3 separate regions of the Homo sapiens genome follow, and all the other regions are linked to region 2. Evidence: read pairs that join two places in POLR2A ChIA-PET (ENCODE). Cell type or tissue: OCI-LY7. All regions are shown on one strand. Each heading gives the region's core, and the rest is flanking DNA. Links, peaks and the distances in the headings are about the cores only.

Region 1 (6,897 bases), core at 1,650-4,149, 230 kb before region 2:
TTATTTCCTCTACTTATTTCTAATGCCATATCCATCATATAATAAGATACTATACATAATTTATTCTGATGCCATAATCTATTATTTTCCAATTTTTTGGTCTCTCCTTCCTCAATATTAATTTGTTTTAATTATTGTAGCTTTTATGTTAAGTCTTGCGATGTGGAGAGTGAGTTGTGTAACTATTTCTCTTACCTGTTAACTATTCCTAACTATATTTAAAATTATCCTGGACTATTCTAGGCCCTTTATTCATCCACATGAATTTTAGAACCAGCTCCTTAAGTTTTGTGAAATATTGTGTTGGGATTTTGATTGGAATTGCATTGAATGTATGCATCAATTTGGAGAAAATTATGATATTGAGTCTTATAAATCTGTTTCTCCATTTAGGAGAGTTGTCTTTTAAAAAGTGTCATAATTTTCTTCTAAAGTTCTTGCACATTTATTAAAGATTTGTTCTTATATACCTTTATTTTTTTATTGACTTTTTTAAAGGCACATTTTCTAATGGGTTTTGTATAAGTATGCTGTTGATTTTTTTATTTAGCAATATTGCTGAAGATGCTCTTATTTCTAATAGTCGCTTAGATTTCCCATGAACAATCATATGGTCTTCAGACAATAGGTCCTTATCTTCACATAAGGACAATTTTATTTTTCTTCTAAGTCACATACTTTTTATTTCTTCCTGTCTTACTGCTTTAGGCTATGACTTCTAAGTACAGTGTAGAAAAGAAAGTGACAAGTATTCTTGTCCTTAACTTTAAATAGTCCCAGTGACATTTGCTGTACTTAACACTGGTTAATAAAGTTTCAATCTGTACTTTGCTTGCTGAGAGCTTTCATTTTGAATGGCTGTTAAAACTTTCAGAATTTTTTTGAGACAGGGTCTCGCTTTGCCACCCAGGCTGGAGTACAGTGGTGTAATCACAGTTCACTGCAGCCTCAGCCTCCTAGGCTTAAGTTATTTTCCCACCTCAGCCTCTCGAGTAGCTGAGACTACAAGTGCACGCCACCACACCCAGGTAATTTTTGTATTTTCTGTAGAGACAGGGTTTCACCATGTTGCCCAGGCTGGTCTTGAATTCCTGAGTTCAAGTGATCCACCTGCCTCAGTCTTCCAAAGTGCTAGGATTACAGGTGTGAGCCACTGTGCCCAGTCTGAAAATTTTTTCTACATATATTGAGATGTTTTTAAAGCTGTTAATATGGTAAATTATATTAACAGATTTATCTTTGTGTTTCTGGGACAAACAATCCACTTGGTCATTATATAGGTCATTATATACATTTTTATATAGTTTGCTGATAATTTCTTTAGAATTTTTACCTTTATTTTCATAAATGAGATCAGCTTATAATTTTCTTATACTTTTAGTGTTAGGTTTTTTTGTATCATGGTTATACTATCCCCAAGATGAGTTGAAGAGCATGGCTTCCTTTTCTGTGTTCTATTGTATATCACATCATTATGTATCAGATCTGTATAATTTCATCTTTGTAGGTCTGGTGGAACTCGTAAAAGCCATCTTAGTCTTGTGAGGTTTCTGCTTTTTTTCATTTGCTTTTTGTGGTAACAGTTAATCTATTGATTTAATTCCTGTATTGAGTATAGGTATATTCAGATACATGTTTTCTTTTTAAGCCAGTTTTGGTAATTATATTTTCATAGAAAATTGTTCATTTCATCTGATATTTCAAATTTTGGGGCATAAATTTGTTCGTAGAATTCTCTCATGATTTTTAAAACCTCTACCAAATCTGTGTGCCCCTTTTCATTGCTAATACTGTTTTCTTGTGCCTTTTCTTTTGCTGTATCAATTTTGCCAGAGGTCTGTTTTATTTTATTTATCTTTTCAGAGAATTGGCTTTTGTTTTGGTTTTGTTGATTGTTACTTTGTTTAAATTATATTATTTACACTTTTTAAAAAATATTTCCTTCCATCTTTTTTTTTTTTTTAGTTCATTTGTTCTTTTTTAACTTCTTGAGTTGGATAGTTAAGTTTAAGTCTTTTCTAGTGGAAACATGGAAGATTATAAATTTTCTTCTAAGGATTGCTTTAGCTATGTTTCACAGGTTTTGAAATGTACTTTGTATATTGGTGTTCAGTTTTAATTCTAAACCTTTTCCTTCTAATTTCTTCTTTGGCTCATGAATTATTAAAAGTATATGCTTCAATTTCTGGTTTAGTGGGTTTTGAGGGGCTACCTTTTTATTGTTGATTTCCAGTGTTACTACATTGTAGTCAGAAAATAAGACCTGTTATATGGATTCTTAAATATTTATTGAAAATTGCTTTGTGGCCTACCTGTACACGGTCCTTTTTTGTAAATGTCTGTGTGCTTGAAAAGATTGAATCTGTGTTCTCTGGTTGTTGGATGCAGGTTTCTTTATATACTCATTTGGTCAGGCTTATGAATTGTGTTGTTCACATCTTCTGTATTCTTCTAATTTTTGCCTTCTTGACCTATCAATTACTGAGAAGGATGTGTTAAAATTTCCCACTATGACCATGGGTTTGTTGACTTGTAATTTTTTTCTTTATATATTTTGGGACTATATCATTAAGAACATTCAGGTTCAGGATTGTTATATCTCCCTGGAGAATTGCTTCTGTTTTGTAATAATCTTTATCCCTAGATATGTTTTTAACTTAAGAGCTATTTTGCCTGATAATATAGCTATACCAGATTTTTCTTGGTTAGTTATTTTCTTGGTGTACCTTTTCCCATTCTTTTACTTTCAACTTTTCTATGTCATTATGTTTTAGGTGTGTCTCTTGTAAACAGCATATAGCTGGATTTTGTAATCTTATCCAATGTGAGAATCTGTCTTTTAACTGGTGAGTTTAGTCTTTTTATATTTATTGTGGTTACTGCTATATTTGGATGTGTTTGTATCATTTGATTATGTGCTATTTACCATGCATTTTTCTCTGCTTCTTTTTCCCTTTTCTGATTGGTATTGAATTGATTGAATTTTCTTTTCTTTTCTTCCTTTTACTTGATTGGAAGTTTTACATTCCATTGCTGGAATGTATAACTAGTTGTTAATCATTCTATCCTCTTCTTGAACAGTACCTTAGAATGCTTTAACTCTTATCACTGTCCTCCAGTCTTACATTTTATTATTGCGTAGTATTTTAGTTTCATGTTGTCTTTATCCTCCCATCAATTATGATCATTATGATTAATCCTTACAGTAAACACTTATTTTGATTGACATGTGTTGAGTAATGTTTTTTCCTCTCCATTGTTTCTGGTGATTTTTTTTTTCTAGTAATTTTTTTTTCAGTGAAGACTAAGGAGTGAAAGTTATCTTCGGTCCTCCTTGGTCTGAAAATGCTTTTATTTTATCCTTGAATGGTAATTTAGCCTACAATTCTAAACCAAGCTAATTTTTCCTTATCAATATGGCAGTATTATTTCAATTTTGTTTGGCTGCTTGCACCTATTTACAAGTATGTTGTTAGTCCAGTTGTTCCTTTTGAGTAATCAGCCTTTCTTCTCTTTTTGCTTTTAACATGTTTCTGTCTGTATTTGGGTGTTCTTCAGTTTCACTGTGATGTGGCTAGGTAGAGAAGAGGTTACTTCTTAACTGGGCTGGTTGGTAGAGTGTTTTAGTTCCCCTTTCATTAGAGTTGCAGCCCTCTAGAGGTCTCAGTTTTATGCAAGGGTCTTAGTCCTAATATCACAAGGCCTCATCTCCTGGTCTTGCATGGGTAAAAACCCAGGTCCCACTCCCTTCTTGTCTAATAACCACCCCAGGGACACCACCATACAGGCTCTCGGCTCCCCCTTGGCTTAAGTTACTTGAGGATCTCTCATTCTTTCTTACAACTCAGCCATGCATTAAAAAACAAATTTGCTATATTTCATCTAGCATTTTAAGAGGTTGTTAGCTAAAGGGTTTTCTCTCTGGCCTTTTGGCCTTTTGCACCATTTTTCTAGAAGTCTGGTCGTGCTTTTTATTGATTTATTCCCACATGACAGAGCTTTGTTGAATGAGATTACCACAACAGTCCCCCTATGTTGAGGTAACATCCTTTGGGTTCTAGCTGCAGGCTTCAGATCCCTCACCTTTTATTCATGTTTTATCTTGAGTTTCTGCTTACAGTTCAATTTCTAGCCCCATTGAACATAGTAGTTTAGTTTTTGGATGGTGTAATATAGATTGATTTTACATTGGTGGAGAAAGAGGGAATTATCTCCTGGAGCAGTTCGTAAAGCATACTGTTTTATGGAAAGAAAAAAATCACTTGGAAGTTTTCTTTCCATTATGTACTTTTTCTAGGGGTCAGAGATAAGATGTCCTAAAATACCCATCTTCTTTGACTGAAAAGGAGAATTGAGAATGTTCTTTAAGAATAGCAGTGATTGAATGTAAAGTGTAATTCAAGTCTTTCTTCCTTGTCCTGGGTCATTTGGGTAGGCCAGAGGTTTATTAAGGGTGTTGAGTTTCCTCTGCATGTACTTGCTTGCCACACCAACATGTTCACTCCCAATGCTTGTTTTCACCTTCTCAAATGAATCACCCTGCTTTCTGCTTTATTTCCCTACAGCAGTTGGAATACTCCTCTTCTGATACCATTTTCATCCTGTCATTTCCCTAATGGTAACTTAACAGTAGATCCTGAGTATAGTAAAACTAAGCTCCTTAGCCTGTCACTCAAGACAGAGGTCTCCTAGCCCTCTTTCTCTTCTTATTTTATGTTGTCTTCGCTTGTTGGCTGGTTCCATATCACCTCTCCATTGTGACTTGTTCATTTGTGCCTTCTTGTCTTTCTTTTTTTTGTTTTTGTTTTTGTTTTTGAGGCAGGGCCTCACTCTGTCACGCTGGCTGGAGTGCAGTGGCATGATCATGGCTCACTGTAGCCTTGACCTCCCAGGCTCAAGAGATCCTCTTGCCTCAGCCTCCTGTGTAGCTGGGACTATAGGCACGCACCATCATGCTTGGCTAATTTTATAAATTTTTTCTAGAGATGGAGGTCTCACTGTGTTGCTTAAGCTGGTCTTGAACTCTTGGGCTTAAGAGATCCTCCTGCCTCAGCCTCCCAAAGTGCTGGGGTTACAGGCGTGAATCACCATGACTGGCCCTTCTTGTCTTTCTCTGTGCTTCCTGGCATGTCTTCTTAGGTCATATCCATTATTTCCTTTAAGATTACTTCCAGAAGGTCTTCCTTGGTTTAACTTATGTCACTCATTCTTTCTTTCTCCTGCCACATTAATTGTCCTGTGTTGCCATGCATTTATGTTGCTCTGTTTTTGTTCTGTGGTACTTTCATAAAGTATCTTTTTTTCCCATTAGCTTGTGGACCGTTGCTACAGAGTTGCATGAAGGACTGGCACTTTAACCTTTTTTTACTCCTTCTTCCCACAAAACTAGCACTGTCAAAATAGAACAGTAAATTAGGAAATAAATTCCCTTTTTTCCTTTGAGTAGTTTACAGTCTGACTAGATAAAACTTAGTGAAACAATTAGCACATAAAACTTTCTGTAATTAAATGTTAGACTGTGTGCTGCTGGTTCGAAGTGCCTCAGGTACTGTAGAAATGGTTTTGAATGTGTCTTCTTATGTTGTATGATTATAGAAGCAGAGAAGATTGCACAAGTGGCAAAAATTCGGTTTCAGCAGAAAGTGATGGAAAAAGAAACTGAAAAGCGCATTTCTGAAATCGAAGGTACATTGTGGGGAGAGGATGAAGCTCTGCCTGTCCCGAACTGCCTCCTCTCTGCTCCAGGGTTCAGGCCTTTGATTGTGGTGGGTGAGAAGGCCATAGACAGAATAATCTGGTCTGGAGGAAATAGCTGGCCTGATAGTCTAAATAAATTTTTTTAAATTGCTATCACATTTCCAGCTTTTGGGTTTGTTTGTGACTGTGGGTAGCTCAGCTTTCCTTTTCTTCCTTAAATTGGGGCTTATTAGCTACCACTTTATTTTCAGGCAGACAAGGTATGAAAATTACCCATAATCAATAGTAAAGAATATACAAGATAATAAACCCCATCTCTGGCCGGGCGCCGTGGCTCACGCCTGTAATCCCAGCACTTTGGGAGGCCGAGGCGGGCGGATCACAAGGTCAGGAGATCGAGACCATCCCGGCTAAAACGGTGAAACCCCGTCTCTACTAAAAATACAAAAAATTAGCCGGGCGTGGTGGCGGGCGCCTGTAGTCCCAGCTACTTGGGAGGCTGAGGCAGGAGAATGGCGTGAACCTGGGAGGCGGAGCTTGCAGTGAGCCGAGATCCCGCCACTGCACTCCAGCCTGGGCGACAGAGCGAGACTCCGTCTCAAAAAATAAAAAAAAAATTAAAAATAAATAAACCCCATCACGACCAGTTTCTTTTCCACCTGTCCAAAAAAAAAACAAAATTAATTGGGGGGAAAAACAGTTTTCATGGAGGGCCTCACACTACTTGATTTCACATAGTGAGATGTTGATGTTCTTAGCTCGGTCTTGAAGTCACTTGTTATATATTGCTGCTTCCTGTCTGTCTCTGTTGACTGATTCTGGATGAAATTTGGGGGGGGGCTGGAGACAATGCAGTAAATAGAGCTTTTATGTCTGGACTTATTTTACTTGAAGCTTAGTACCTGGGTGGAATGTAAGGCTCTGGGTGATAGGAGGTGGGAGAGTGGGTGGAGGAGAGAAGGAACAACTTAGAGTAGAAAACAAGTAGGCTCAGATGAGCTGAGAGTTATTTGACAGTGAAAAGAGTATTCCTCGTAGAGAAGTTGCTGTTTGGGGACTGGGACTTGAAAACTGCTAATAGGTTTTTAAAACTTTCAATGTGAAATAAGCAGTCACAATATTAAGCAGTGGGGAAAGGGACTCTTAACTAGCTGAGGGAATGGATTGACACCTTTCCTTTGTTTATTTGCTAGATGCTGC
Region 2 (8,080 bases), core at 2,122-4,621:
TTGTGGTATATAGACCATGAGAATGTTAACCATAATCTTGAGGATTGTTGGGCAACTAATTTTTATTGTAGAGAACACAGCAATTTATATCATGTTCCTGGGAGTTATCCTGATGGTCAGCCTGTGAGCTTTTCAGATTCGAATGGTGTCAATGAAGATAAGGAATTTATCAAATACCATGAAGGGGACAGGAATGTTCATCAAAATGACAACATGTATCCCAAAGCAAAGACTCATATTATGGATCAGGGTGATTTTGATACAGAAAATAAAGGCTATGATGCTTTATTTGCAAACTGTGCATATAAATCTCGTAATTCCAGAGGGACAGATTCTCTCCATCAAATGGAGAATTTGGAGTATAATGGCACTGACATACCAAGAACAAAGGCACATGGGGGCAGCAGGATCCTTCTGGATGGTCTGCAGACTCAGTGTACCAGGGGAGAACAAGGAGGACATCATTTGGGGATTCCTCAGAGCTCGTCATTAGAGAAGAACATCTGGCATTTAGAGGAAGAGAAAAAATTAAATGGCCCAGAGACTTGGAGAAGGAATAGTTGCCTCCGCCGCACAGCACCCAGCACCCTGAGGCGCTCAGAGTTCGTGCAAAACAGCAAGAAAACCCAAGGTATGAACTCAGCCAGCCTTCTTAAGATAAAGCATAAAGATAGATTTAAAGGGTAGTTATACCAGGTACTAGGAGCACTTGTGTTCTTAAGGAGCCCGGGCCCTGAACTTCTTATCAAGTGCACCTTGAGTGAGAACAACCTTAGAGATTTAATTACTTTGGAAGGCATTGTACAGAGCAAGAGTATATATACAGTGCTAAAAATATGCAACATTCGGATAGCGCTCTCATGGGAACTTTTATTTACGCTTCCTGGTTTTTTCAGATGTCTCTAATCTCAAGTATCTTTCCTTTCTTACTTTCATGTTTTTGTTCATCTTGTCGAGGCAGCAAGTTTATTATCAGGGCATCAAGCTAAAATTCATTTTCCTGGCATGTTTTTTTTTTTTTCTCTCAGTCTCTACACTTCTTTGGACATTAATGGAAAAGAAGACTTGACTTTATTTTTATTTATTTATTTTTTTGAAACAAGATCTCATTCTGTCCCCCTGGCTGGAGAACAGTGGCACGGTCATGGCTCACTGCAGCCTCAAACTCCTGGGCTCAAGAGATCCTCCCACTTTAGCCTCCTGAGTAGCTGGGACTATGGGTACATGCCACCATGCCCGGCTACTTTTTTATTTTTTTGTAGGGGCAGGGTTTCACCATGTTGCCCAGGCTGATCTTGAACTCCTGGGCTTGAGCGAACCACCCACCTCTGCTTCCCAAAGTACTGGGATTACAAGTGTAAGCCACCATTGCCAGGCCTTCATTTTAATTTTTTTTTTTTACCGCTCCTTTCAGAGCAGGGCTACCCCATAGGCAGTGTGCCCAGAGTAGCCCTGATTTGTTTTATAGATTGTTCACTCCTTGACATTCAGGAATCTTAAGTGAATGATGAGTACTGACACTCTTGTGGATTCCAGAAGATTATTTCTAGCTTTCAAATCACTTCATCTCACTGAGCCTTAACTACGTTGTCTGTGAAATGAGAATATTAGGAGTCTTTTATCATGTAGAGGTTCTTTCTTTCTTGCCATTATATCTTTTCTTCAGTTCTCATAAGTGAGCTTTATTTCTACTGTGTTATTTTTATAATTACTGAACTCTCTGTTAAACCTTTCGTGTGTGTGTATGCTGTATGTTGTCTTCATGCCAAACGGCCTTTCTGGTTCTGGCCAATTTTGGGGTCCAGGCTGTGACCAGAGGATAAAGGTTAGTCAGAGAATGTGAATGATCTGAAAAATCCATCTCATGCCCTCCCCTTAAGTAGAAAGTTTCTCGTCTAGGTCTCCTTCAGAATGGGCTGGCTGGTTAGATTTGTACTAGGGGCCACCACAGACTGAAAAGATAAGCCTGCTATGGTCCTGGGATGGCCGGTGGTTTACCTGGTGGTCTTCCAACATGGGCTTGACTTAACTTGAATTTCTGGGGCACCATTTTGGACCTAACAGGCTCTTAACCTGCACCTATAAAGACAAAAATGAAACCAAACCCAGCTTTAGTTGGGAGGCTGAGGTTTTTAGCAGCTAGTCATTTTTTCCTAGGTGCATTTTCTCTCTGAAATGATAGGGACTGGATAACTTCTAAATTCCTTCCAGCTAAAAAAGAAAAAAGTCTGATTCTGTGATTCTTTATATTGGTTTTTGTATTGTTCCTCTTCCCTTCCCCCCGCATCTGTTCCTTTGGTGAACTTTGTTTCCTATGTTTAGTTCCTTATTGTATTAAGCCTCCCAACTGTAATCAAAGTGTGTTTATTCTGTTTGACTTAACAGGAGTGAAACCCTTCTCTCTGCAGTGTTGTAATGTGCCCTCTGATCTCCCTGAAACCAGCTCGGTTCCACCCAATATCATTTCCATTTCTACAACTCTCTTTATCTTTGAGGACTTAACTTTTGAAAGTATATTCATATTTAGTTCACCCCTTTTTGTACCCCTAATATCCTTCTTGACCTATAACAAATTCTGTCTTTACTAGAAATCTTTCAGCATTCTAACGTTCTTTGTTAGCTCTCTCACGCCATTGCCCTTCCTGAATATTACAAGGGAACACTGTGTAATTACACAAAGGAACAAGCATCAGAGTTGGTCTGCCCTGAGTTCAAATCTCAGCTCCACCATTTACTAAATGGCCTTAACTTGACAAAAATTACTTAACCTCTTGGAGCTTCGGATTCTCAATTTGTAAAGTGAAGATAATACCTCTCTCATAATGAGATAGAAAAATAAAACAGTCACATATCCGGAACATAGTAGGTGCTCATAAATGGCCATTTCTTTGTGTTTTATCTGCCCACCTCCCTTCCCCTTTATAAGTTGCGCCACCCACCTGTCACTCCATGGTTTCGTCTCTGAGTTCCAGATTGATAGTCCCTGCTCCCTGTTGGACATCTACCCTAGACCGTAAACACTTCAAGTTTGATTGTCTAAGTGGAATGTCCTGTCCCTTCCTCTTCTCCCGTCTTCCCCTTGCCACCCCTCCTCCATCTGAGACAGAGCTCTGTTCAGTGGCTGCTCTCCAGCCTCTCCCCCAGGCAGGAAGCCAAGTTTTCCCCCAGGCTTTCCTTTCTCACCGGCCTGATCAGTCATTCTCCTGAGGCCTCCATCTGAGGTTTTTTTAGGGCAGGTCTGTTAGGGGTTTGCTCTTAGTCCTAGGGTGTGGACCTCTAGTTCTGAGAGGTGGGCCTTATTCCTAAGGTGTGGCCCTTCGGAGGTTTCAACAGAAAACTGGAAGTGTTTATTGAACCTCCTAACTTGGAGGGACTCAAATTTCAAACTGTGTCTTCCCAGAGCCAGACAGTTGGTGAAGATCTATCTGCTGGGCTCTTCTGGCCTCCAGCTTTCCACGGGGTTCCTTGGAGTCTCATCACCTGCATGCACAGTTGAAGGATTGAGAGGCATTTCTGCACAGATTTTGGGGCTCTCCTCTCTGTGGCTTACTGTTTTCCAGGATTTCCCCCTTAATAGCTAATGTCTTCAGAGCCCCCAGACTGGAACCTTTGGCTGCTCAGCCCAGTAAGATTGCCCCATGTGGGCTTTCTTCTTTTGCTTTATTTCCCGGCGTCCTAAAAGACTAGGGAGTGCCCTGAGGGGAGGACTGGAGACAGGTGCATCTTACCTAGTTTGCTTCCCTTGTTTTGAGTCATATCCCCTCCAAATTCTGCCTGCTTTTGATTGCTTTTCAGTGCCTGCATATAGTTATTTTTTAAAATATCTGTCAGAAGGCTGAGGTGGGAGGATCACTTGAGCCTGGCAGGTCGAGGCTATAGTGAGCTATGATGATGCCACTATACTGCAGCCTGGGTGACAGAGTGAGACCACATCTCTAGAAAAATAAAAGTAAATAAAAGTTAAAAAAATAAATCTTGTAAAGTGTTTTTGGTAGTTATAAGTAGGGAGATTAGTACAATGTGAGCTACTCTACCATTACTAGACCAAGTGTGGGCACTAGGGTTTTGCACTTGCTAATAACATACATGGTTATGATGAGAAGGGGACCTGGTGTTTCAAATTCCACGTTACCTGTTTTGCATGTAAATAATATTAGGATATCTAAATGAAGAGCTCTTACAGAGAAAACTATGAAACTAGAGAGGGCTCTAAACAAAACTAGAGAGGGCTAAAGGTTCAGGGTTGGAAGGCTACAAAATAGGAGCCTCTTATGTTATTACTGGAAGGAAGCTTATATAGCCACAATCCCATGTTTTTGTAAATAATGGGTAGCCACTCATGACTGGGTCTTGAAGTCTGTTTGGGGGTTGCAATCAGCAGTTCTGAAAAATAAAAGTAAATAGAAAAAACTTTCATACTACATTCTATGTAGTAAAAGTAAGCATGTAATACTTTGTGTATGTGTATGTGTATAGACATAAATGTATTATGTAAATGTGAGTTACAGCCTAAAGTGTGGGTCAGGCCAGGCACAGTGGCTCACGCCTGAAATACCAGCACTTTGGGAGGCCGAGGTGGGCAGATCACTTGAGGTCAGGAGTTTGAGACCAGCCTTGCCAACATGGTGAAACCCCCTGTGTACAAAAATACAAAAATTAGCTGGGCATGTTGGTGGGCGCCTGTAGTCCCAGCTACTCCGGAGGCTGAGGCGGGAGAATCGCTTGAACCCAGGAGGTGGAGGTTGCAGTGAGCTGAGATTGTGCCACTGCACTCCAGCCTGGGCGACAGAGTGAAACTGTGTCTCAAAAAAATAAAATAAAAAATAAAGTGTGGGTCACAGTAAAAAATGTTTGAAAAACACTTAAATACAACCCATTTATTTTATAAATGAAGAGATAGAGCTCAGAGAAATTGAAATGTGTTTCCAAGGTAACTGGGTCAAGGATTAGGGCAGGAATAGAATCTGGCTCTCTTGACACCTAGAATGCTTTTCCAGCATTACCACATTTGAAGGCAGAAGCACAGCCGTAGATTGAGTCTGCAAAGATGAATTTAGAATATCAGAAAAGTGTTAGGTATTTCTCTGCAGAGTGCACAGAAAAAAAAAGTGTTAGGAAAGTCAGAGGGAGGCTGCCAACAGAGGTTGCAACTATATTATAGACAGCAGAGGTGCAAAGGTGCAAGAGAGGATATGGACTCGGGAAAGACCTTTGCATTTGGTAGGTTGGTGGAGGGTAGGAGCAGGGGCACAGAGCATATGACAGGGAGTTTAGGAGGGCAGTGGTGATAAGGATATGAAAGCAGTCCCTTAAAAGTTGGGACAGTAATTGCTGTGGAGCAGGAAAATCTTCTGTTTTGTCTTTCTCCCAAGATAAGAAAAACCTGCATTGATTTGAAGGCACTTTTGCGAAGTAGTACACAGACAGCTCAAAGTTTTTAGGACTCTGGTATTCAAGATTTCTTTTCATTGCAAACATGTGAACATGATATCTGTTCCAACAGTCTGTATTCAAGCTTATTATTAATATACCAGCACATAGATCCCATATCTCCTTTAATTGCAGTCCACCAGGTGTTTATTAACTAATGTCTGTACTTGGCATTGTACCAAGCATTGAAGGTATCCAGAGAAGGCAACTATACTCTTAAACACCTGCCATGCAGGAGCTTGCAGATCAGTTGAAGAGACAAAATACAAAAGAAGTATGTATAGCATAGACAGTAAATGCTATGGACAGTTGGAAGGTAGACCAGGTTTTTTGTTTTCTTTTTTGTTTTTTGTTTTTGTTATTTTTGAGACGGAGTCTCGCTCTGTCGCCCGGGCTGGAGTGCAGTGGTGCGATCTCAGTTCACTGCAAGCTCTGCTTCCTGGGTCCATGCCATTCTCCTGCCTCAGCCTCCCGAGTAGCTGGGACTACAGGTGCCCGCCACCACGCCTGGCTAATTTTTTTTTTTTGTATTTTTAGTAGAGACGGGGTTTCACCGTGTTAGCCAGGATGGTCTCGATCTCCTGACCTCGTGATCCACCCGCCTCGGCCTCCCAAAGTACTGGGATTACAGGTGTGAGCTACCGCCACCGCACCCGGCCTGGAGCCTTACTCTGTTGCCCAGGCTGGAGTGCAGTGGCACAATCTCAGCTCACTGCAACCTCTGCCTCCCAGGTTCAAGCGATTCTCCTGTCTCAGCCTCCCGAGTAGCTGGGATTACAGGTATGCACCACCATGCCTGGCTAATTTTTGTATTTTTTTGTAGGGACGGGGTTTCACCATGTTGGCCAGGCTGGTTTCAAACTCCTGGCTTCAGGTGATCCACCCATCTCGGCCCCCGAAGTGCTGGGATTACAGACGTGAGCCACTATGCCCAGCCGAAAGACCAGTTTTTGCTTGAGCTATTAGAAAAGACTGTAGGGAAATGTTTGAACTTGGCTGAAACTTAAAGAAATAATGGAGTTGGGATAGGCAGAGAGAAGCAAGGAGAACAGTTCTGGTTGGGGAAACTATGAGAAAGACATAGGGTTGTGGTGACAAAGACGTGGGGAAGGTGGTGAGGAACACAGTGGAGGAAAGAACTAGAGTACTGAAATCTTAGACGCCAGTAGGAGTTTGGGTTGGAGCTCAAGGAAGAAATCAGAGCTGGGCCTGTATGGAGGTGAGCCACCTCCATAGCTGTATCACTGAGATACAGCTCAGGTACAGAGGGAAGGAACAGCTGGGGAGAGGAGCAGGTGCCTGAGAACTGAGCCTCAGAGATGCCCACAGTTACAGTGCAGGAGGAGGAAGGCAGTAAGAGAGATGGGGCAAGAATATTGGAAGAGGTCAGGAGGAAATCAGAATTTTATTATTATTTTTTTTGGAGACGGACTCTCACTCTTTTGACCAGGCTGCAGTACAGTGGTGTGATCTCAGCGCACTGCAGCCTCCGACTCTGGTGTTCAAGTGATTCTGCCTCAGCCTCCCGAGTAGCTGAGATTACAGGCATGTGCCACCACACCTGGCTAATTTTTGTATTTTTAGTAGAGACGGGATTTCACCATGTTGTCTAGGCTGGAGTCGAACTCCTGACCTCCTGATCCGCCCACCTCGGCCTCCCAAAGTGCTAGGATTACAGGTGTGAGCCACCACACCTGGCCCTAATTTTTGTATTTTTAGTAGAGACAGGGTCTTGCCAAGTTGGCCAGGCTGGTGCTGAACTCCTGACCTCAGGTGATCTGCCTGACTCGGCCTCCCAAACTGCTGGGATTACAGGAGATGTCAATGTCTGAAGCTATTTGGTATGCAACAAGATCCTCAAAGTGTCAAGAAAAAGAAAAGGAGAAAATGTTTGAAGATAAATGGGGTAGTTAAGAGGCAAAGGAGAGGGAAAAAATAAATATGTGGAGGCAAGAGGAAATGAATGCAGGGCCATATTTCTTCAAGAGTTGGGAGATAACTGAAGCTTTCGAGTAAATTAGGCACTCCTCTTCCAAGATTGGAATGCTCCAATTTGGCCAACTCTCATCCAGCCTTGCTTCCTGGGATCATGAGTTGTATTCTCAAGAAGCTAGACAAACAAAATTAGCAGGGTATGGTGGTGCGTGCCTGTGGTCCCAGCAGTTCAGGAGGCTGAGGTGGTTAAGATTGCTTGAGCCCGGGAAGTTGAGGCTGCAGTGAGCTATGATTGCACCACTGCACTCCAGCCTGGGCAAGAGAGTGAGATCTTTTTTTTTTTTTTAAGAAAAAAAAAAAAAAAAAAAAAACAGCAGCAGCTAGGTTATGTGTTTTCTTCCCAAGCCATTACCTATGTTATTTTTACATAACATTCCATCAACAATGAAGGAATGTTGGTCTGGGGAGACCCCAGGCCTCTGTAAAAGCGAGAGATATCAAGGAAAGGCAAGATAATGAGTTAGGATGGGAAGATGTACTCTTCTAGGGTATCTTCTTTCATATGGACCTGAGGGTGTTAAGGGGTACAGTGGGAAGGGGGAGTGAATCAAAGCAACTAACTTGCAATATCATGGCATGCTCAGGTGGGACCTCAGATCTCTGACTCATTCGCCCTGATACCACAGTTTTCCAATTTGATATTTCCTGAGAAACC
Region 3 (6,897 bases), core at 1,650-4,149, 150 kb before region 2:
ACATAATCCCACTTTCCTACTTTAAAAGCCTCACACTCAATGGACTGGCCATGGGATTCAGAATATTGCATGGAGGAGGCTCATAGAAGGCCATGGGGTTACCTGGGATAATTGCCTCGCTTTGAAACTGCACTTCCATAGCAAGCAGCCTGCTGTCAATCAGATCATATGTTCACTGTGGAAGCTCGTGAGTGTTCATGGACATCATGGGGTTAGCCCCCCAACACTCCAAGCCCCCTTGTTGGTGCTCCTGTACTTTCTAGCTTTCAAGGCCTTCTTTGAAGCTTTTTCACAGGACTCTAGCCCTCACTGTTCCCTCTTTTCTCTGAAGCACTATAACTGCTATTCACCCATTCATTCCTTTAATTCATTCATTCCACAAATATTTACCAATCACCTACAATATGCAGGCACTTTTGTAGACTCTGGAAGTACAGCAGAGAATAAAACAAAGACCCTGCCCTCATGGGCCCGAATTCTAGTGGGGTAAGACTGACAATAAATGGGTAACTACGTAAATACATATTACATCAGATGGAAATAAGTGCTGTAGAGAAAACTAAATCAGGAAAAAGAGATAAGGATGGCATGGAGGAAGACAAGGAGGAGCAGGAGAGGCACTCAGGAGAGGCGTCTCCACTGAGGTGGCTTTGAACAGAGAGCTGAAGGATGGGTGTGATGGCACATGCCGTGCTGATATTGAGGAGGAAAAGATGACGGGCAGAGGGAAGAGCAAAGGCAATGCTCTGGAGCATGCTTGGCACATGTGAGGAACAGCAAGGGGGCCAGTGCGGCTCCAGCCGAGTGAATGAGGGGAGAGCAAGAGAGGAGGTCACAGCCATGTGATGGGGACACCAGGCAACAGGAGATCACGCAGGGCCTCATAGGCCCTGGTAAAGATCTGGGCTTTTACTTTGAGTCAAGTGAGAAGCCACTGGAGGGTTTTTTAAGCAGAAGGGGGAGACGATCTGTCTTAAATTTTGTAAAGATCACTCAGAACAGGGGTCAGCAAACTACAGCCCAAGGGCCAGCCACCTGTTTTGGTAAATGAAGTTTTATGGGAACATAATCACGCCCATTCACTTTTATCTTGTCCATGGCTGCTTTTGCTGGAAGAGTTGAGTAGCTGTGACAGAGACATCACGGCCCACAAAGCCTAAAGGATTTACTCTCTAGTTCTTTATAAAAAAGTTTTGCCAACCCCTGACTCTGGATAATAGACTTTAAAGGGGCTAGGCAGCTGCAGGGAGACCAAGTGGGAGATTTATTGCAATAACCTAATATTGCCAATAGTACCAAGCTTGAAGGTGCAGGGGCTTGAACCAAAATGGTAGCAGTGATTGTTATGAGAAGTGGTTGTGTTCCAGATATATTGAAAGTAGAGGCCAGCTGTGGTGGCTTATGCCTGTAATCCCAGTACTTTGGGAGGACTGCCTGAGGCCAAAAGTTTCAGACCAGTCTGGACAACATAGTGAGACTTGTCTCTGTAATAAATTTTTTTTTTAGAAAATTAGCCTCGTGTGGTAGTGTGCACTTGTGGTCCCAGCTCCTCAGGAGGCTGAGGCGGGAGGATGGCTTGAACTGAGAAATTCGAGAGGCTATCCTGAGCTATGATTGTGCCACTGCACTCCAGCATGAATGACTGAGCAAGACCCTGTCTCTAAATTAAAAAAAAGAAAAAGAAAAAAGAAAAAGGAGAGCCAAAAGAATCTGCCATTAAGCATCTGCTAAGTGCATGGCACTGTCCAAAGTTCTACAGGGCAGTGGTTCCCAGACTTACAGATTTCATAAAGAAGTTAAAAAAAGTGTTGTTGTTGTTTTTTTTTAAATAAATAGGAGACCGGAGGGAACTAAAACAGATCTTCCAAATTTTATTTTACTGAATAAGGATGTGAAGAAAACTACCTGTCATCTACTATATCCATCCTTTTCTAACAGAAAAGACATTTTAACACCAAGAAAAGTAAGAAAGACATAATCTATGATTTAAAAAAATACACTAAGATTAAAGAATACTCGCTATGGAAAATCCACCACATGATCCTTATGGATTATAAGCATTCCTTTGAGAAAAACTGCTGTAGGTATACTAAGATAAATAATAATGGATGGTGTCACAAGTTAAAAATTATGTACACTGCTAAGGCCAGGTCCGGAAAAGGAAATAGAACATATATAAAAATAGGTAAAACCCAGCCGGGTGCAATGGCTCACACCTGTAATCCTAGCACTTTGGGAGGCCAAGGCGGGTGGATCACCTGAAGTCGGGAGTTTGAGACCAGCCTGGCCAACATGGTGAAACCCTGTCTCTATTAAAAATATAAAAATCAGCCAAGTGTGGTGGCAGGCACCTGTAGTCCCAGCTAATTGGGAGGCTGAGGCAGGAGAATTGCTTGAACCTGGGAGGTGGAGGTTGCAGTGAACTGGGATTTTGCCACTGCACTCCAGACTGGGTGACAGAGTGAGACTCCATCTCAAAAAAAAAAAAAAAAAAAAAGGTAAAACCGGGGAAGTCAACAGAGAGCTCTCTCTCATCAAGGAGAACCCAAGATGACTTCACAGAGTATCATGTGAACTGGGCCTAGAAGGGTGGTGAGAAGGATTTGGAAATGAGAAGATGAAGAGGTACAGAACCAGAAAAGTCATGGACGCAGGAAAGTATTGGGTGTAAGAAAAATCATTTGGCAAGAGCTTTTCTCCTTCCTCTTAAAAGAGGGCAAGAATGATTTTCTTTAGGTGACCCCAGAAACTTTCAGATCCTCAATTCTTACCTCAAGTTGAACAGTTAACATGGCCCAAGAGAAGACTGAGGAATGAGACATAGCAGGTGCCTTCCTATTCTGTGCCTTCAGATTTGGCCTGCTTAGATTTGAAGGAGTGATTTTAGTTTTCCTGTACTTCAGTGGGGACAATGGAGAACGAGCTCAGTCCTGCCCCCAATCCTATTCTTCATGGTAGGTGGGGTGGGAGGGAGTGGGGAAAACCCCTGCCAGCCCACTGAATCTTAGATCCATCGCTGCGGAGCTGGTCACCTCTGCTCACCTGCTGTGTTCTTGTTCAGATGGAGCAAGAAACTTTTCAAGTGCCAAGAAAACTAAGTTTTCAACTGGGATCATTAGCGGCTGTTACGCTAAAACCTAGAGTACTTCATGAAAACAGGTTCTGGGGAACATCCTTATCCTGAAAGATTTGTCTCTGAGAAGCAGCATGCTACTGTAAATGGCACTGTAAGTGCCACCTGGGCTTGGGCCTCTATAGAGCCATTAGCTAGGCAACCTCAGACAAGTTACTTAACCTCTCCCATCCTTATTACCCTCACCCTGAGGCTATTAATGCCCACTTTACAAGTTTTCTGTGAATTTTAGCAGTATTGAACATAACTGTCTAGTACACTATGGGGGTTCAATACATGGCACTCATTATCATCCCTGGCATGAATTTTTGTAGGTTTTGTAACTGTAATTGGTTAGGAAGGGGCTCAGGGATTATTGCAAAAGACCCAATGAAAGCATGAGATTTTCTTTCATTCGTTACTGAAAAAGAGAAAAAAGGTCCTTCTGCAAGGTTAGGCATCAATGACACTTCCAAGCTTCCCCCATCTTTTCTCTTCCTTGCAGTGGAACCAGAGGTCAAGTATGTGGGGAACATGCACGGCAACGAAGCGTTGGGCCGCGAGCTGATGCTGCAGCTGTCGGAGTTTCTGTGCGAGGAGTTCCGGAACAGGAACCAGCGCATCGTCCAGCTCATCCAGGACACGCGCATTCACATCCTGCCATCCATGAACCCCGACGGCTACGAGGTGGCTGCTGCCCAGGTACGAGGTCCAAGGGAGATGCCGGGGAGAGATCAAGGCCTTCTTAGGAAATAAAGTCCAGTGGACAAGATTCCCTCTCTGTCCCACTGTAAATATCACAAATGTTAAAAGTAAAAGATGAAATGGCCAAGAGAAAAAATCCATCAGAAATATAAGAAAGGATGAAGAGGTGGGTTCAGTCCTACAGCACCTCAGGCAATAAACATGGGCTCTCTCTGAGCCTGCATTCCCTCAACACCTTTCCAGATGACCTCAGGGTTTTATTGTGAGGATTAATGTGGCAATATCTGTGATAACACTTTGTAACCTGGAAAATACTCAACAGATGTGGAGGGATATTGCAAAATAAAGCTCCTTTCCTGGACTTTCAGCATCAAACCCTACATACCTTTCTTTCTTCCACACTACATTTCCATTTGCATTTGTGGAGAAAATAACAAGGACAACAGGCTTTCCCCAGAACTGGGGGTAGGGGGCTAATTCTACATTCTTCATACTTTATTATATTTCCATAGAGTTGTTTCCTCTACTAGTATAGCACTTAGTCTATTGATTCTATATTTTAGAGTTATATTTGCAGTGGGACCGATAAGAAAAAATGTCTAAGGGCTTTCTTTTTTTGGGATAGAGTCTTACTTTGTTGCCCAGGCTGGAGTGCAGTGGTGCGATCTCGGCTCACTGCGATTTCTGCCTCCCAGGTTCAAGCAATTCTCCTGCCTCAGCCCTCGAGTAGCTGGGTCTACAGGCGTGCGCCACCATGCCCAGCTAATTTTTTGTAGTTTTAGTAGAGACGGGATTTCGCCAGGTTGGCCAGGCTGGTCTTGAACTCCTGGCCTCAGGTGATCCACCCACCTCAGCCTCCCAAAGTGCTGGGATTACAGGCGTGAGCCACCGTGCCTGGCAGGACTTTTTACTTTATTTTCTAACATAAATTCAAAATGTCAGCGTGCCTAACATTTGTCTTATTATTATTAGTAACATCTTAAGTGTTTCAGATCGATATGCGTAACTTTAAATCAATGGTTCTCTTCTGTGGCTGTGCATCAGAATCACAGATGAAGATTTTGAAGTACAGATTCCCAGGTCCCACCGCAGGCCTACTGAGTAGTATTGTCAAGGGTGAGGCCAGGCATCGATCTGCCTTATGCAATGGAGATGTTCCTTTAAAAGCTGTGTTTAAAAGGCAGGGTTTTCGGCCGGGCGTGGTGGCTCATGCCTGTAATCCCAGCACTTTGGGAGGCTGAGGTGGGTGGATCACCTGAGGTCGGGAGTTCGAGATCAGCCTGACCAACATGGAGAAACCCTGTCTCTACTAAATATACAAAAAATTAGCCAGGCATGGTGGCATATGCCTGTAATTCCACCTACTTGGGAGGCTGAGGCAGGGGAGTTGCTTGAACCCAGGAGGCGGAGGCTGTGGTGAGCCGAGATCGTGCCATTGCACAGTCCTGCCCACATCCTTTGCAGTAGGTGGGGTGGGAGGGAGTGGGGAAAATCCCTGCCAGTCCACTGAATCTTAGAGCCATCTCTGGGAAGCTGGTCACCTCTGCTCACCTGCTGTGTTCTTGTTCAGAGGGAGCAGATCTTGAACCTGAACCCGAGAGGACCCATCAGGTTCTCAGACTCTCAGAGATACCTGCCATGCCCAGAGGCAAGCTGTCTGCGTGGCTACACAGAGAAGAACTTCCTGGCCACCAGACTTTGAAGCCACTTGTAGGTGGCCAGAATAATGCCCCCCACCAAAGATGTCCATGTCCTAATCCTCAGAACCTATGAATATGTTATGTTACTGGGCAAGGAGGAATTAAGGTTGCAGATGGAACTAAGGTTGCTAATCAGTTGACCTTAAAATAACCTGGAGTATTGTGGGGGGGGGATGGGGCCCAGTGTAATCAATTACGAGGGTCCTTTAAATGTAGAAGAGGGAGGCCAAAGGTCACAGTCAGAGAGAGCTCTGAAGATGTTACACGGCTGGCTTTAAAGATGGAAGAGCCTTGGCTGGGCGCCGTGGCTCAGGCCTGTAATCCCAGCACTTTGGGAGGCTGAAGTAGGAGGATCACCTGAGGTCAGAAGTTCAAGACCAGCCTGACCAACATGGAGAAACCCTGTCTCTACTAAAAATACAAAATTAGCCAGGCGTGGTAACACATGCCTGTAATCCCAGCTACTCGGGAGGCTGAGGCAGGAGAATCACTTGAACCTGGGAGATGAAGGTTGCGGTGAGCTGAGATCACGCCATTGCACTCCAGCCTGGGCAACAAGAGCAAAACTCTGTCTCAAAAAAAAAAAAAAAAAAAAAAGATGGAAGAGCCAAGGAATGTGAATGATCTCTAGAAACTGGAGAGACACCTTGCTTTTAGGCCTGTGAGACCCGTTTTAGTCTTCTGACCTCCAAAACTATGAGACAATACACTCGTGCTGTTTTAAACCACTAAATTTGGGGTAATTTGTTACAGCAGTAATAGGAAACACAACACTAGCCCTGTTTATGAAACCTTCTGTTAGGGGAAGCCCCTTCCTGCCAACTTAACTATTGACCAGTGTGCAGGGAAATCAGTGGATAATGCCCATAGCTGTTTATGCTGACAGTCAAGAGTTGCCTTGATATAAATAAGCAAGCAGTGACAAGCCCCTGGAAGCATAAAGAAAATCATTATGTCACAGAAGTGTACACCAAAATGAAAGATCCAATAAATGTTTTCCACTGGAACACAACTGATGTAGGAAACTTAAAGGAACTTCAAAACAATTATGTTTTCAATAGGATCTAAAAATGAAATACAAGCAGGGTGCCATGAAAAGAGGAGAAATCTGAGAATAATACTGAATTCTTAGAAAAAAATGTAATCTGCCGCATTTTATTGGTTAGAAAAGGGAAAATATGAGAACGGCGATTCATCTGTGAGATTGTAGCTTCCCGGCATCCATTCATTCACTTCCAGGAACAGCCAACAATTTGGGCTCCACCTTCTCAGTCTACAGGGACCCAGTTGGCACTATTTCCCTTCTCCAATGCCACACAAAACATTAAATGGAATTTCAATTTTGAATGAGCCTTTTAACATATCTCTATTCTATCACTC

Evidence for each region. ChIA-PET counts read pairs that join two places held together with the same protein. Peaks named below come from ENCODE experiments on the same cell type or tissue, not always from the same donor. Only the 100,000 strongest peaks of a DNase experiment are listed, where the experiment ranks them.
Region 1: POLR2A ChIA-PET joins it to region 2 with 17 read pairs; 3 of 35 experiments call an interaction of 5 or more read pairs at or near these places.
Region 3: POLR2A ChIA-PET joins it to region 2 with 13 read pairs; 3 of 35 experiments call an interaction of 5 or more read pairs at or near these places.

Annotation. Positions count from the first base shown.
Region 1 is chr10:100,154,933-100,161,829 of GRCh38, reverse strand. It overlaps ERLIN1 (ER lipid raft associated 1), which reads left to right. Exons shown (of 11, transcript NM_006459.4): 9 at 5,596-5,685; 10 at 6,891-6,897. Among named protein-coding and RNA genes, the nearest start is that of ERLIN1, 28 kb to the left of the region's middle. RefSeq lists a silencer at 3,422-3,471 and an enhancer at 5,528-5,577. In OCI-LY7, for the core only: no CTCF peak of the experiment used is centred there; no DNase peak of the experiment used is centred there.
Region 2 is chr10:99,922,159-99,930,238 of GRCh38, reverse strand. All of the region lies in intron 4 of DNMBP (dynamin binding protein), which reads left to right. It overlaps DNMBP-AS1 (DNMBP antisense RNA 1), which reads right to left and starts at 3,034. Exons shown (of 5, transcript NR_024130.3): 1 at 2,940-3,034; 2 at 1,999-2,079. In OCI-LY7, for the core only: no CTCF peak of the experiment used is centred there; no DNase peak of the experiment used is centred there.
Region 3 is chr10:100,072,828-100,079,724 of GRCh38, reverse strand. It overlaps CPN1 (carboxypeptidase N subunit 1), which reads left to right. Exons shown (of 9, transcript NM_001308.3): 2 at 3,618-3,814. Among named protein-coding and RNA genes, the nearest start is that of CPN1, 5.6 kb to the left of the region's middle. RefSeq lists a silencer at 2,664-2,723. In OCI-LY7, for the core only: no CTCF peak of the experiment used is centred there; no DNase peak of the experiment used is centred there.